2 separate regions of the Homo sapiens genome follow, and region 1 is linked to region 2. The links are chromatin loops, found by intact Hi-C in ENCODE. Cell type or tissue: OCI-LY7. All regions are shown on one strand.

Region 1 (2,500 bases), 430 kb after region 2:
AGGGGACACTAACACACTTTTCTAAAGAAGACATGCCTGTGGCCAACAAACATATGAAAAAAAGCTCAATATCACTGATCGTTAGAGAAATGCAAATCAAAACCACAATGAAAAATCATCTCACACCAGCCAGAATGGCTTCCTAAAAAGTCAAAAAATAACAGATGCTGGCAAGGTTGCAGAGAAAAGAGAACACTAACAGCTGGTGGGACTGTAAATTAGTTCATCCACTGTAGAAAGCAGTATGGTGATTCTCAAAGAGCTAAAAGCAGAACTAACTTTCAACCCAGCAATCCTACTACTGGCGATATACCTAGAGGAATATAAATCATTCTACCCTAAAGACACATGCACATGAATGTTCATTGCAGCACTATTCACAGTAGCAAAGACATGGAATCACCTATATGACCATCAATGACACATTGGATGAAGAATATGTGGTACATATACACCATGGAATACTGTTTAGCCATAAGAAAGAATGAGGTAATATCTTTTACAGGAACATGAATGGAGCTGGAGGCCGTTATTCTTAGAAAACTAACACAGGAACAGAAAACCAAATACCACATGTTCACAGTTATAAGTGGGAGCTAAGTGATGAGAACTCATGGACACAAAGAAGAGAGCAACAGACACTGGGGCCTACTTGAGGGAGAAGAGTGGGAGGAGGGAGAGGAGCAGGAAATACTAAGAATTGGGTACTAGGGTTAGTACCTAGGTGACAAAATAATCTGCATGACAAACCACTGTTTACATATACAAGAAACTTGCACATGTACCCCTGAACCTAAAATAAAAGTTAAAAATTAATTAATTGAAATAAAAATGTTCTGAAAACAGAGAGAGAGAGAGAGACTCAAAGACACAGTTTTCCTCCCTTTGATCATGTGCCTTGAAGACTGATTAAGACATAGACAGGTGCCCAGGCAAAATCAGGAGTGGGGTGGACCACATTCATGGATAGGAATTTGCACAGCTTTCTCCAAAATGATCATTTTGTCACATGGACTGTAGGTCAAAACCAATTCGTTATGTGGGCAATGGAATTTATCTCACCTTGGGTTTCTCCCCAGCCAGTGATGAAACATTCGGTCCGGTCAGCGACCACATAATTTGGGGATGGCAGACAAGCTGGGATTACTTTGTCAGTGATGACGGCAGGACTGAAAGAAAAGCATCAGCAGTTATGTTTGACTGCTCTGCTCGCAGCTGCAGTACCCACAACCAGTCATCCCTGTCTTGAGGCCCCAGAGCCCTCTGAACTGGCACTGCCTTGCTTCACTGACACAGAGCAACGTAGAACACAGAGTTTCACCCTCACATTTGCCTGTGGTTGTCTATGGACTATGCAGATGTAAGGTTTCATTTGAAAGGCATCAGTTGCATGCAAGATACTGCTGGTGGCCTTCACCTTTGAAAGTAGGGATGACAAAGGCGCACTTCTCATGTATATTCTGTGCACAACTGGAATCTCATGCTGAGTGTGTCCTTTTACATTAATCGAATAGGGCATTGATCAGTGCATGGAATGTCTGACTGAGATGCCACCAAGAGGCTGTAAAATTGCAAATGTGTTGTGTGCCCAGAGCAACTTGCTCCATCCTTGGATCCTCCATTTCCTCCTCAGTGAATGTTACTACGCCATAGTTGTAAGAATCCAGTAAAATACTTGATACCAAATGAAAGAGGATTGGAAATAAGCCTTTTGCTTGAACAAAATGGTATTTGTTTTCAAAGAACATTCATATACTTTAGAGTCCCAGGGACTCTCAAACATTAGAACTCCGGTTTTTAGACCTGATTCTACTTTAGTAAGTTCAAGAGGATAAAGGATTGGAAATAAGAAATGCCCTATTCTGATCAAGAAACATCATCGTCACCAACTTTGAAGCAGGCACACTTTCTGCTTCTGAGCATCATCAGAAGGCCCAGCCTGTCATGCAGACGTCCTCACTCTACAGGTTCCCTGGTGGAGCACTAAATGCCCTAGACTCGGGGTGTGGGGATGTGGGGTGGGAACTCTAAACTCGAAATGTATCAGCCTATCAGAGAACTCCTCCAAAACCCAAAATTTCCAAATTACTTGTTCAAGCCATCAGAACACCCCAGCTCTCTGAGGATCATGAGGAACGGGGACCTTCTATTTGCACATTTGCTGGGATGGCGGGGAGGACACTGGGGAGCAGGAGGGAGATCAGCTACTGTTTATAAAGGCTGAGCTGGAAAGGCTCTTCTCTCCTTCTAGAGTGTCAGAGCATCCCAGGACATCACCCCTCAGTTCACAGACCCAGAGAAGCTGCCCTGGGCTTGTGGCCAGGCCCAGGAGAGCAGCTCAGGCTCCTGCCCCGTGCCTTCTCATCCAGGCCATGCTCATCCCTGTCCACACTGACACCCTGTCTTCCAGAACCACCAGCACAGCGAGCGCCCTGCGTGCCTTGTCACCTGTCCCAAACCTGCTTCTCCTACAAATAGCTGTTTCTTAGCTGACTCAACT
Region 2 (2,500 bases):
TTCCCAGATATACTATTTTTCAATTAACTACCAAATGGCTCCAATTCTTATGAAGTTAAAGCCTTGGTTGCTTTTTCTGGTTGTTTAATATGTGTTAGTTTGGATGCCTAGACAAGAAGGTAAATATTTCAGGGATGCTATGTTCTGAATGTGTCCCCCAGAGTTCATGTGTTGGAAACTTTTGGTTTTTTGTTTTTTGTTTTTTGTTTTTGAGATGGAGTCTTGCTCTGTCACCCAGGCTGGAGTGCAGTGGTGCGATCTTGGCTCACTGCAAGTGCAGCCTCCTGGGTTCATGCCATTCTCCTGCCTCAGACTCCCGAGTAGCTGGGACTACAGGTGCCTGCCACCACGCCCAGCTAATTTTTTTTTTTTTTTTTGTATTTTTAGTAGAGACAGGGTTTCACTGTGTTAGCCAGGATGGTCTCGATCTCCTGACCTTGTGATCTGCCTGCCTTGGCCTTCCAAAGTGCTGGAATTACAGGCATGAGCCACCATGTGCGGCTGGAAATTTAATTCCCAATGCAACAGTGTTGAGATGTGGGGCCTTTAAGAGGTGATTAGGTCATGAGGGCTTTGCCCTTGTTAATGCCATTATTTCAGGAGTGGGTCAGTGGGTTCCTGCTAAGTGGATGAGTTCAGCCGCTTTCCCTTATTTCTCTCACTTGAGTACATGCTTGCTTGCCCTTCTGCCTTCTGCCTTCCCCTATGGGATGACACAGCAAGAAGGACCTTGCCAGATGCAGCCCTCTTGACTTTGGACTTCCCAGCCTCCAGAACTATAAGAAATAAATCTCTGTTCTTTGTAAATTGCCCAGTCTCAACTATTCTGTTACAGCAGCATAAAATGGACTAAGACAAACAGCAAATACCTTATCTTTGCTTCTCTTAGATTTACCCTCGTAGGGCTCCTGGCATTGTAACGCTAGTTACAGGATTGCAACCTGAAACTCTCAACAGGTGATTTTCCCTTAACTAAACAACAGAAAGCCCTGCTTTCTCACAAGCATCTCTGTTGTGCAGCACCTGCTGATAGCTTCTGGTCGGGATGGATTGCTCAGGTGCCCACTGGTAACTTTCTGAGTTAAATTGGAGGTTCTAAATAATATGTCCTTTGAAAGGAGGTGACACTGCCCTTTCCATGGAGTGAGCGTACAGGGACAGAATCTTGTGGGAAGAGAACGAGATGGAGCAATTCCAAGATCTGCAGCCACTGTGAACTGATGGTGAGAGTGGAAGGACAGGCTGAACGTACTTGAAATGCTGCATGCCCTGAGCCCTGAGCAGTTAGAAAGCCCTGGCATTTGATGCATGATGGTAAAAAGAGGCATCTAATTTGAATGACAGACATCCCACCTCAAATGGAAGCAGCTCCTGTAGGGCTCTTCAGCACAAGAAGGGGCTGCCAGGTGGAGCTGGCTGTGCAGCTGTAGAGAGAAGGCTCTGGCTGATAGCATTGAAAGCAACCACACAGGAGAGGAAATGAAACCTAAATTCATGGAGATATTTGTAAGTCATGTGCAGTATATTTACATAAGAACATCCAACTAAAACATCAGCTGGTAAGCCATTCAACTAAAGGCAAAGCTTTTTGAGTATATGTGTATGTGTGTGTGTGTGTGTGTGTGTGTGTGTGTGTGCGCGCGCGCACGTGTGCACGCGCATGTGTATAAATGCCTAGGGGAAAAAACTATAAGACTATTTTCCAAACTGTTCATAATGGTTAACCTTGGAGAAGGGAGGGAGGTTGGGGCGGTAAAGAGGAAGTGTCTCTCGGTCAGGGTTCAATAAGAAGCTAAACCACTGGGAGATATGTAGACATCATCTCATTGGCCTTATTCAGCTGTGGGGGCTTGTTTAGCAGTCTCTGTAGGGAAGTTGTATCTGCATGTGATGCTGGAGCTTGCAGTCCACAGGGCAGGCGGTCAGGAAGGGGCGATGGATATAAACTGGGAGAGATCAAGATGTTGGAACCACCAAGCACAAGCGGGAGCCTCATGAGAATGGGCTAAAACTTGCATCAGTTCTTTTGCATCTGGCATTGATGGTGTGGATGTCCTGCAGAAGCTGGGATCTTGGTCACAGAGCAAAATACAACCACCTGGCCTGGGATTCAGAGAAGCTGGCGGGGATCCAGGGGAAGGAGGAGCAGTAGCAGGCCTAGCCGCTGCTTTGTGCTGAAGACGTGAATCAGCAGATCAGCAAAAACATGTGTGACCTACAAAATGGTGGTATTTCCTTTCCACCTTGCAAACCTCCCAAGAGTGTCTCTTGTGGTGCCCTCTAACCAGAAATATACAAGAAAGGGAAGTTTGGGAAATGTAGTCCAGGCCAGCGTAACACATCCTGAAGCTAGTTAGAGGAATTTTATATTTTCTTGTACATACTTCTGGGTTGTTTGAATCATTTTACAATGTGACTGTATAAATGTGTTTCTGTGAATTAAAAAAGAAGTGAAATCATTTGATTAAGAAAATGGGCTAGTCGTGGTGGCTCATGCCTA

The links. Peaks named below come from ENCODE experiments on the same cell type or tissue, not always from the same donor. Only the 100,000 strongest peaks of a DNase experiment are listed, where the experiment ranks them.
Region 1: it touches region 2 in a loop (5-fold over the local background); 1 of 110 quality-filtered maps calls a loop at or near these places.

The regions. Positions count from the first base shown.
Region 1 is chr6:160,739,980-160,742,479 of GRCh38, reverse strand. It overlaps PLG (plasminogen), which reads right to left. Exons shown (of 19, transcript NM_000301.5): 17 at 1,063-1,169. Among named protein-coding and RNA genes, the nearest start is that of PLG, 39 kb to the right of the region's middle. RefSeq lists an enhancer at 53-122. In OCI-LY7, no CTCF peak of the experiment used is centred here; DNase peaks (open chromatin) are centred at 189, 579, 1,289 and 1,939; H3K4me3 peaks cover 2,335 bases; H3K27ac peaks cover 2,500 bases.
Region 2 is chr6:161,169,611-161,172,110 of GRCh38, reverse strand. All of the region lies in intron 2 of AGPAT4 (1-acylglycerol-3-phosphate O-acyltransferase 4), which reads left to right. Among named protein-coding and RNA genes, the nearest start is that of AGPAT4-IT1, 8.9 kb to the right of the region's middle. RefSeq lists enhancers at 1,489-1,598, 2,000-2,294. In OCI-LY7, no CTCF peak of the experiment used is centred here; DNase peaks (open chromatin) are centred at 1,450 and 1,780; H3K4me3 peaks cover 1,704 bases; H3K27ac peaks cover 1,918 bases.